Linked DNA regions of Homo sapiens: region 2 is linked to region 1. A link is a loop called in an ENCODE intact Hi-C map of the cell type or tissue named here. Cell type or tissue: CD4-positive, alpha-beta T cell. All regions are shown on one strand. Links, peaks and the distances in the headings refer to the core of each region. The heading gives the core; the rest is flanking DNA. Region 1 has its middle 5.4 kb from the start of ZNF507. Region 2 overlaps TSHZ3 (teashirt zinc finger homeobox 3).

Region 1 (5,375 bases), core at 207-5,206:
ATTGCTTTCTATGAGTCAGACACACATTCGGTTCTTTAAACTTTTCAATGGCCCTGTAAGGTAGGTATGAAGTAACTGAGGCACAGAGAGGTACAGTAACTTGCCCAGGACACACAGCTAGTGAGTGCTAACAGGTTTTGAAGCACAGGGTCAATGAAAACCGGTCCACAGACTAGATTCTTAGGGCCTCTCTGTGGCCAACTCCCTTGTCTCTAACTGGATGCCACGTTTATTCTCTTTCCAAGCCTCCGGCCCTCAATCTCACACCCTATCTTCCCAAAAGATGCTTTTGAGTAGCTCCTCCAATAAACTTTATGCTTGGGAGCATGTCTGCTAAATGAAATCACTTTTTTCTTCGATCATTCAGTGTTTACTGAATGTAGCTACATTTTAGGCCCTGTTCTAGGCCGGAAGGGCAGGAGAGATATTGATGAACAAAACTGACAAGCTCCCCTGGGCTCTTGAAGCTCATTTCCCACCAGGGTAGACACGTGTTGAGGCAGTGATTACACATGGAATTAATGACAAGAGAGTGAAGTCCACAAAGACGCAGGAAATCACACAAGCAGAGCGCCCGACATGGGCCCTCCAACAGAAGGCCCTCAACAGAGGCCTGCTGCCTGTCTCTGCCTGGCCCAGTCCCAGCCCCAATCTGCCTTTCTGGCCAGAGCTCTTCCTGCTCCCCATACTGAGTCCTCCAACCCCAGCAGAGGGGTCTCCACGATCCAGATAGATGCCCTGTGTCCGTGTGCACCTCCCTGCTCCATTCAGGTTGGTCCATTTTCTTCCACGTGCCAAGGTGACCCATTCTTGAACTTAGGTAGCTCAGATTCTGCTTTCCCATTACCTGGTCCTAGGGATGTCCCTGCAGGTGGCCTAGAGATATGAGTGGAAGGAGGAGGCCTGATGCAAGAGGGATGGACATGGCAGCCTGACCACCTAATCATGAAGCTTCATGCACCCCACAGCTCCACTCATGCCTAATTCTGGATGCACCACTTATATCTGGCGACAGATTTCTACTGGGCCTTCCTGCCTTCTGGCCTTGTGGAGCTGAAGATGAGGCCAGAAGGGGCATGCAATTTGCTATTTGCAGTGTGGATGATACGGTTTGGCTCTGTGTCCCCACCCAAATCTCATCTCAAATTGTAATCCCCATATGTCGGGAGGGTCCTGGTGGGGGTGATTAAATCATGTGGGCGGACGTCTCCCTTGCTGTTCTCATGATAGTGAGTGAGTTCTCATGAGATCTGGTTGTTTGAAGTTTGTGGTACTTCCCCCCTTACTCTGTCTCTCTCCTGCTCCAACCATGGTAAGATATGCTTGTTTCCTCTTGCCTGATGCCATGATTGTAAGTCTCCGGAGGCCTTTCAGTCACGCTTCCTCTTAAGCCTGCAGAACTGTGAGTCAATTAAACCTCTTTTCTTCATAAATTACCCAGTCTCAGGTAGCTCTTTAGAGCAGTGTGAGAACGGACTAATATAGTGAACTTTCTCTGGGTACGATATGCATTTTTTCCTTTCCTTTATCACTCATGTCTCTTTCTCAGTGAAAGAAACATCCCAGGCTGGGCATGGTGGCTCACGCCTGTAATCCCAGCACTTTGGGAGGCCAAGATGGGTGGATCACTTGAGGTCAGGAGTTCAAGACCAGCCTGGGCAACATGGTAAAACCCCATCTCTACTAAAAATACAAAAATTAGCCAGGCATGGTGACATATGCCTATATTCCCAGCTACTCGGGAGGCTGAGGCAGGAGAATCGTTGGAACCCAGGAGGCAGAGGTTGCAGTGAGCTGAGATTGCACCACTGCACTCCAGCCTGGGTGACAGAGCGAGAGTGTCAGTGTCAAAAAATAAAAATTAATTAATTAATTAATTAATTAAATAAACATCCCAGAAGGTCAAATACTATACCATGTTCCCTCTGCTTGGTCTTCCCCAGTATACGAAGAGCTCAAGCTGGGAATCTTAGAAGATAGACTCCTTGCAATCTGCAGTTATCCATTTACTGATGTCTTAAGCAAGAAGTAGAACTCCCAGCCAGTCGGTGATGATGCCAGCAGCTCCTCCTAGTCTATCACCTCAAAAGGAGCTGTCAAAATAACAAATGACATATTTTTAAGTTGCAGGATTACCCCTTAGCTGGGCTTTCTTGGTTTGATTAGCAGTTACTTTTCCTTTTAGTGTCTTTCTTCATCTTCTCCTCCTTCTTCTTTTCATTTTCTTCCTCTGCTCCACTCATCAATAAAGGCCACTGTTTTCAGGAAACTGCTTCCCTAGGAAGAATTGAACAGTATACTATTACAATCATATTGTCTTGTTCAGAAGCAGGTGGTATTACCTGTCAACAGGGGTTTGGGGCAGAGCAAATAGCTCCCACCCAGCTCGGTGAAGCCACTCCCTGGCTCCTGGGTAGAGAAAAATGGCCAAAGAAGAGAGCTCTTTGGAGGCCTCAAAATCTCATTTTCATTCCCTTTGCAGAGAAGAGACTGACTTTATTGACAAAGACGACTGAAAATTGCTTGAGCGTTCCAATAACCAGTCTGCGTTGAGGCAGAAAGACAGTCTGGCGGAGGCAAGCTCCCTGCTCCACCGCTAGCTCCGCCGAGCCACGCTTTCCTGCAGCACCAGTCTGTGGCATATGCAGACTAGACTGAAAGGAGCCTCCTGTCGGCCTCAAAAGCAGCCCCCCTCCACCTCCACTCCCAGCCTGCTGGTGCGTTTCCTGGATCCCAATCACAAATCAACACGAATGCAGGGAATCTCTGCCAGACACCAAACTCTTAGGCTGATTCAGGAGCTTGGGGTCAGGCCTAAGTTGGCTTGGACCAGGCACAGGTCCCATTTTCCACTGGAGTGCCCTGTGGCTTGGCTGCACATTGCGCGTGGGCCACTAGATGTCACCATTATTGATTCTTGTCCTTATACCCAGGTCCTGAGTCTAAGACAGGGTCTCAGGGCTAGGAGAACTCTGGAGAGAATTCCATCGCAGCGTTGACTGCAGGGCTGCTATATTTGCTATGTCTGAGTTCCTCGGTGGGCCTTTTCTAAATAAGTTAGCATCTCAGCCCCAAAACAGCTGAGCTGCAAATTAAGCAAAGACCAGTATTAGCCAGAGCCAACCCTGATTTTCACAATCACGTCCCCTGCCCTTTCTCCTCCTCTTCATCGTCAGGGTTGGTCATTATGCATCCTTCTGGTTTACTTGGGCCCTCAATAAGAAATAAATTAATATGTATGCCTCATAGCACCAAGGATTTTAGATGTTGATGTGCTGTTGAAGAAACATAGGTCTGTGGCTTTTAGCAGAGAATGAATGACAGAGGGATAATTTATGATGGTCCTTGAGACCTGAACTACAATTATGAAGTATTTCTAGGTGTATATTCAGGATGCAAAGTGCAAGGAACCCAGAGCTAATGTTAATTTATTACTGACAGCTGTATATATAATAATATATCACGTCTTTTCATCTTACATTCCTTCTGACTTACATCAAGCAATCTTTTCATTCATTAATAAAATCAAGTCTTGCCATTATTCTTAATGATGAAGTCCCATCTTGAACCCAGAGGACTCCTATCATTAAACTCCGTGCTTCTATATACCAGTCATCTGAAGCTCAAAAAAAAGGATAAATTGAACTTCTTGTTTTACAAGCAAGGTGAAAACATCGGAAAGATAGAGCCCACTTGCTCACAGTCCCACAAGGGCTAAGTAGCAAAGTCAGGGACAATTTCGGGGTTTATTTTTCTCAGCTCGCACTACCACATCCTTTTTTGCCTTTTAGCTCTCTTGCCTCCTCTCACCTTTCTACAATCTCTCCTTTTTTGAGGCAGTATTTTTTTTTTTTTTTTTTTTTTTTTTTGAGACGGAGTCTCGCTCTGTCGCCCAGGCTGGAGTGCAGTGGCGGGATCTCGGCTCACTGCAAGCTCCGCCTCCTGGGTTCACGCCATGCCTCAGCCTCCCAAGTAGCTGGGACTACAGGCGCCCGCCACTACGCCCGGCTAATTTTTTTGTATTTTTAGTAGAGACGGGGTTTCACCGTTTTAGCCGGGATGGTCTCGATCTCCTGACCTCGTGATCCGCCCGCCTCGGCCTCCCAAAGTGCTGGGATTACAGGCGTGAGCCACCGCGCCCGGCCGAGGCAGTATATTTTTTAAAGGTCATGATAAAAATTACACCTTAAAGAAATACGGGCCACACGTCTCGTCCAATTTTCGGTTCTGTGCCAAAGACTTACATGATTAATCCCTTCAAAACAAATCTAATCTAATCTTATCACACCAAAGACAAGGTGTCCTTCATAAGTATTGTGGCTGGAAACAAGTAGGTCTTCCTCCAGTTTCAACTCGTTCAATGTCTCATTCAGTTTACAACCAGTCATCACCTTGGCAACTTACTCGAGGCACTGTCTTCAGCGTTCCCAAAACGTAAGTAGTGCTCCAGTTCAGCTTGTAAAATCATCAAACTCCGTGGTCACTTTAGGAGATACAGAGACCCATGATACTTGTAGATAAAGCGAAACCTTTAGCCTCATCGACTAATTAATGGCCTCAAAGTAAAATAATGAGGTGTGTGGAGATAGGGATTCAGTTACTGGGTCATCTCTCATCTGGAGACACAATCAGATTCCACTGAATAGGCGCTAGATAACTGAATAAGCGAGTTTCCTATCTATAATACTAAATCTTACTAGGATTGTTTAATTAAATCATGATAAATAACACTCTGTGGCAGGTGAGAGGTGCTGAGAAGAGCTTAGGTGAGATGTCCACAAGTTCAATGGAACTACATCTGAATGCCTTTGCATTCTTCTGACTTAAAAATGTTGACTGTAACTTTCCAGAGAGTTCTTTTCTAGGAAAGAGAAATACTGAGGTGCTGTGTCCCAGGCTTTTTGAAGTTGTCTTGGTTTTCCTATCAGATTCTGCATTGTATACTTTCTCAGTCTTCAGGAATGAAGGTCCTAATTCCTTCATTATCATTCCTTTCTGCCTATAATGATTTCTTCCTAATGGCTCTGGCTGTTCCAGGTACATCAGAGTAGGGAGTGGGTATCAGTGGCTGTGTCATGCTACAGTAACAAGCAGATTTCTCAAAGAACTAACATTAGAACTACCATTCCACCCAACAATCCCACTACTGGGTGTATACCCAAAGGAAGATAAATCATTTTACCGAAAAGACACCTGCACTCATATATTTACTGAAGCACTATTCACAATTGCAAAGACATGGAATCAACTGAAGTGCCATCAATGGTAGACTGCATAAAGAAAATGCGGTACATATACAGCAAGGAATACTATGCAGCCATAAAAAAGAACAAAATCATGTCCCTTGCAGCAACATGGATGCAGCTAGAGGTCAT
Region 2 (5,375 bases), core at 77-5,076, 1.0 Mb before region 1:
GAACCAGGCTGCGTCCCTGAGTACTTCCAGTAGGTGGGGGTGTCCTGGTGCACACAGCTCAAGGGTGCAAACCCAGAAGCGATTAACTGGCAGGGCTTGGGAACAGCTGTCCACATCAGGCCTGGTGGGGGTCTGCTGGGGCCCTGCAGAGGGGACAGAGCTCAGACACAAAGGGGAAGAGGCTGCTGGGAGCCCGGGCAGGGAGCCGCAAAAGATTATTTTTTATCTGAAATATTCCTGAGACGTGGAAGTCTTTACGTTTCTTCATTCTCACACTACTAACCAAGCCAACCAAAAGATTTTTTTAATAGTTATATTGTGCTAAGCTTTTCAGATACGGTGTTGGTTTTTCTTTTTTTTTTCTTTTTTTTTTTTTTTTAGCATGACACGGAGTTTAAAAAAAATCAGACAAGGGTTCTGGCTTCAGCAACTGCAGCTCTGTTTATATTTTAATGTTTTGTACGTGACTGCTTCTGTGGGGGAAGAAAAAGAGGGAGAGAGAAAGTTGCCTGTGAGCTTTAGTGTAAATCACAGATACTTCATTTTTCTCTGTGTCCTTGGAAATTATTCAAAATTAAAGCCTTCCTCCCTCCATCTTTTTTTTCTTTCTTTCTTTCTTTCTTTTTTCTTTTTTTTCCAGTGGGGGAGTCTTCTGTATTGCACATGCGAGGGTTTGTGTCTGGTCAGCTGCAATGAGAAGGCAAGGCCAATCGATAGAAACACACACACAGGCCCCTACCCTGCCCCAGCTTGTCCGACTCTCAAGTTACAGGTTTACACGGCAAGTCTAAATAATATTCAAAATGATAAATGGTACCCGAAGCCCGGCATCCACCATCAATCTTTTTTTAAGGAACATCCATCTTCAATAACGCACGTTTGAATCATGTGAAGTCAGGAGCCCTGAGATTCATTTCTACCACCCTTTGCAAGCCAGGGTGGCTTGAATGATACCTGTCAACCTTTTTCTTTTTTCTTTTTTTTTTCTCTCCCCTTGACTAATGGGGAAAAAAAAAGGCAGGGAAAAGAGAAAAGGAATGAGAAAGGGGGGAAAAAAAGTCAGAAGAGTGTCAAAGGCTGAACAGTGTGGTTTAGCAGATAATATGAATGAGCATAACCTCTCCCGTGCCTCTGCCAATCTCCCACCCGCCACGCCACGCACCCAGCCATCCAGAAGCAGGCTCTACCCCCTTCTCCCCTGCCCAGCCTCTTTCCTCCCTTTCCCTCTTGCCAAATCAGCAGAGCTCCCTCCTGCAAGCCACAGGGTACAGTACCAAGAGGAGGAAGAGACAGCCTCACATGGACCTGGGCTTCCCTCCCCTCCCCGTAGTCTGGCTGGGGCCCATATGATAAATGACATATGTCATTCTGTCAGGAGGGAAGGGTGGGTCAGTGATGTATGACTCTGCTGAAAAGGAAATCGACTGTTTGGCATGGTGCAGCTCTTCTCCACCAGGATTTAGTTTCAGAACTCTGAAATGAATTCTCCGACGTTTCAAGTGCATACTTAGGGCAGGGTGATGGGAGGCCTGGGAAATCGTACTCCATCCTCCCACTGCCCTTCCCATGGCAAAAAGGAAAAAAAAAAGGGGGGGGCGTTCTGCTGCTGATACCTGCAAAAGGCCACGCACGTGTCGAAGTCCCTAGCTGTCGCAACACCGTGGGTTATTTAAAAAAATTGACTTTAAAAAAAAAAAAAGAAAGAAAAGAAATCAAGTGGAGTCAGGTTAGCCCTTTTATTTATTTATTTTTTAATGGCAAAGGGCTGACACAAAAGCAAGATAAAAATTAGCATGTTTGAAGTAATCGTCCCGCAGCTTGACATCTGCATAGTAAATTTTAAAGGAAAAAAATGTGTCAGACAGCCATGAGCCGCCTCGCCCTCCCCCTTTCATTAGCTCACTGCCAGGGTGGCACTGCTGAACCTCATTATGGCGAGAGGATTTATGAAGCTGAACCCAATGGCAAAGAAAAGGCATCTGTCAATAATTGTAGGGAGCTGCACTCACAGCTTTGAAATCTCATTAAGTATGCAGTTATCAGGCATAAAGATCAAAAACATTACTCAACTCCGACAGAATCTTATGGAGGAACATTAATTAGCAACAGGCCTACAGTACAAAAAAAAAAAAAAAAAAAAAAAAAACCACAGACTTCCTCTCACACCTGCCCAACCCACAAACCTAAAGCAACACTCCCCCTCCCGCCTGAAAAAAAATAATTCCCAGCATCTGAAACTGATCAAGAACATGAAACAAGAGAGACGCACACAGAAAAGGGGAAAGGGAGGGAAGGGGTGGGCGGCGGGCAGGGAGGAGGGGAGAGGGAGGGCGGGGAAATTCAGTTGAGAAAGCCTTGGCGGTGAGGAGAGAAAAGGAAGAAGCTGTCAAACTTGAGAAGGATGTCAGTGCGGGCCCTGATTACTGGGGCCTATGGAGTTCTCAGACCTTTTATCATCATCACCATCAAAACCAGTCTAGGAGTCACTACCGGGAGGACTGGGGGCTGCAGGTTTGCAGCCCAGGCCCAGGGCCCAGACCCCAGGACCCTCTCCTCCAGCCCCTGCTTACCTGGCAGGCAGGAGGCTGCAGGGCCAAGACCCAGGAGGCAGGCCCCGCTTTCCCCAGCCAGTCTGCACCCAGCCAGCTAAAGCTGGCAGCAAGACCTGCCTTCACAGGCTCTGGACACAGGCCAGGGAACCACTGCGTTCACCTTCCATCTCTCAACCACTGTAACACACCTTTTTCTTCCTCCAAAGAGACTGCAGCATCCCCTTCTCACACAGGCACCTTCTGTTATTTGATTTCTGTGTGCAATCCCTTACTGAAAAATACAATATAGATGGGGGAAGGCACGTGGAAACTGCCAAGCTGACCCTGAGTCCCGAGGCCTCCAGACCTCTGTAACACTTGGGACAAGGTGCAGCTCATTACGGGTGTCCAGCAGATCCACACACTAGTTTGACTCTAGGATCTCCAGGAAGGTAAAATTAAATGGCAAGTTTCCTACCCCACCACATTCTAGCCTCTTGCAAGATGCATTGGCAAAGAGTAATGTACATAATGTACATGTGTTTCAGAAGCATCCCACAAGTATTGCGCACTTGGGGTCTCAGGCAAACTTCCCTGATGTCCTGTGGTGGTCTGGATCCAGGGTAGGTGCACAGAGGCCTGATGGGGTGGGAGTGTGTCTCAAATACCACACAGGTTTCAGTCCAACAGGCAACATCAGCCACTCCCGGACATGTCATGCAACAGTGAGGCACCATCTGTAGCCCCCACCCCCATGAAAGGTGTAGGAAAATAATAAAGTAGATATCCTGCATGTTATTTCCCTTATTGCACTGTTATAGAAAGGTGGCCTTCTCTGTTCACCTGCTAGCATGCACTCACTCTCTCTCTCTCTCTCTCTGACACACACACACACACACACACACACACACACACACACACAGCACTTCCCACAGTCCCACACCATAAGAAAACCTACAGAACAGCTCCTTTGATCCGAATCCTCTGCTAGCATTCTCCTGGCTCCTCACTCACTCCTAGGCCACATTCTTCCCTGGTTCCACGGCTACTTCTGAAGTGTTTACCTCTCTGGTCTACTCAGAAGACAATGGTCACCTTTTCATAATTAGCCACATCTTTAAGAAAACGGGCATTAAGATTCCTAGGCAACCAGCTTGGAGATCCCTCCAAACCAAGGCCCATCTTTTCCAATAAATGCCTCTCCTTTAGAATATCAATGAACACAGCTCGAATAAACTGTCACCTATGACCAAAAATAGGAACACTTGTCTATAAACCAGACTTGATGAGAAGGCATTTTAGCAGGAGTATTACAATAAGGTGTTTACATTTTTTATGTACTTACCATATTACCTTTATTATGTGTAACATCAAAGTGATTATAGCAATTACATCTAACAGAATTAATTACAGAACTTCGTATCATTCCAGGATACATAATGCATTAGAGGTAAGCCAAAGAAAGAAAACATCTTGATTGTGGTAACTATTGTTGGGGTGTATTTTCTCTAGCAGCAATGCCACACCAACGGCAGCTTTCTGAGCAATGGAAACTGAGGGGTTTAACAGGGAAAAAGCTGTATTCTCTTAAAATTGAACTCATGCTTTTTGCTTAATAGTACGTTGGTGATAGTGGACATATAAAATCAATTTAATTTTTTAAGTGTAAATCTTTAAAAGGTGCTGGTTAATCCACCCAACCAATGTTAATACATAAAGGAGAAAGCACATGGGTGAAAGACTTACAAGTCTTTACGTATGCAAAATAAATTCACTCAAGGCTTCATTAATATTAATTTAAATTCAAAACCCATTTACATTAAATTGTTCATTAAAAATTGCCTATTTTATGCAACATGCATTTCTCAAAGAACTCAGAGGAAACTGAATACATAGGACTAGATTTAATGATGGGAATGGAAAATCAAAAGTAAATGAATTGGAGTCATTTCACGTATATTACCAAACAGCCCTTTGCTCTCCATTAAGGATGGGTTCCACTTTGGGAAACAAATATATTTTCTGAATATTGTGTTTTCCATTGCTATAAACTTGTAAACATGACCTTCTGGCCTACCACAGAGGAAAAAGAAGAAACACAGAGAAACTGGTGGAAGGGAGAGGGCAGCCAATCCAAAACCTGGCTAACATTAAAACAGGGATGGTTTGCCTTCGGATCTCACCTGGATTCACAGTGCATTGAGAGTTAGGCTTGCGTTTTTAAAAATGTACGTAAGTTAGCATCTGCCAGTGCCCATCTTGATCTAGAACTAACAGTGTCTCTCTCCCCTACACTCTACCCTTTACAATCCTTTATTCTCTTAGCGAGGTGACCAGGAATGCGATGACAAGGAGTTGGTAAGTTCCTTGTGCCCTCCCTCCCGACAACAATCTGAACTTACCCTGTTTCCCCAACAGCTGTTCTGGATGAAGAAAACACAGTCATAATTAATAACATGTGTCCTGACAGTATGAATTAATAATTTATCATTAAGCCCAAACAAATTTAAATTATTCTTCAAGAGCCACACCTTTGCATATCTGAGAAAATAAGGTAAGGAGATGGTTAAAATGTCCAGGTAACGTGACCTTCAGTGAACTACTCGCCCCCACCCCCCGGACTGTATCTCTTGGACTATTCTTGTTGAAATGCTAAAATAATTTACAGAATTGAAAGTAATTAAACCCAAGAATCTAAATGCTGATCAAACTAAGTGCATGTGCTAGAAATGTCTTCTTTTTTAAATGGGGCTTATAAAATATTCAATATTTGGTCAAGGACACTCTGTAATCTTTCTAATAAAGATTCCTAAACCTAGAGTATGACAGTTGTTCAGGCAAGTG

What was found. Hi-C counts contacts between places; a loop is a spot of excess contacts. Peaks named below come from ENCODE experiments on the same cell type or tissue, not always from the same donor. Only the 100,000 strongest peaks of a DNase experiment are listed, where the experiment ranks them.
Region 2: it touches region 1 in a loop (3-fold over the local background); 4 of 110 quality-filtered maps call a loop at or near these places.

Annotation. Positions count from the first base shown.
Region 1 is chr19:32,337,564-32,342,938 of GRCh38, forward strand. No RefSeq gene overlaps it. Among named protein-coding and RNA genes, the nearest start is that of ZNF507, 5.4 kb to the right of the region's middle. RefSeq lists an enhancer at 2,626-2,675. In CD4-positive, alpha-beta T cell, for the core only: CTCF peaks have their summits at 2,889 (motif pointing right) and 3,098; a DNase peak (open chromatin) is centred at 2,898.
Region 2 is chr19:31,338,219-31,343,593 of GRCh38, forward strand. All of the region lies in intron 1 of TSHZ3 (teashirt zinc finger homeobox 3), which reads right to left. It overlaps TSHZ3-AS1 (TSHZ3 antisense RNA 1), which reads left to right. Exons shown (of 3, transcript XR_002958388.2): 1 at 1-5,375. Among named protein-coding and RNA genes, the nearest start is that of TSHZ3, 8.5 kb to the right of the region's middle. RefSeq lists an enhancer at 2,585-3,109. In CD4-positive, alpha-beta T cell, for the core only: no CTCF peak of the experiment used is centred there; a DNase peak (open chromatin) is centred at 2,203.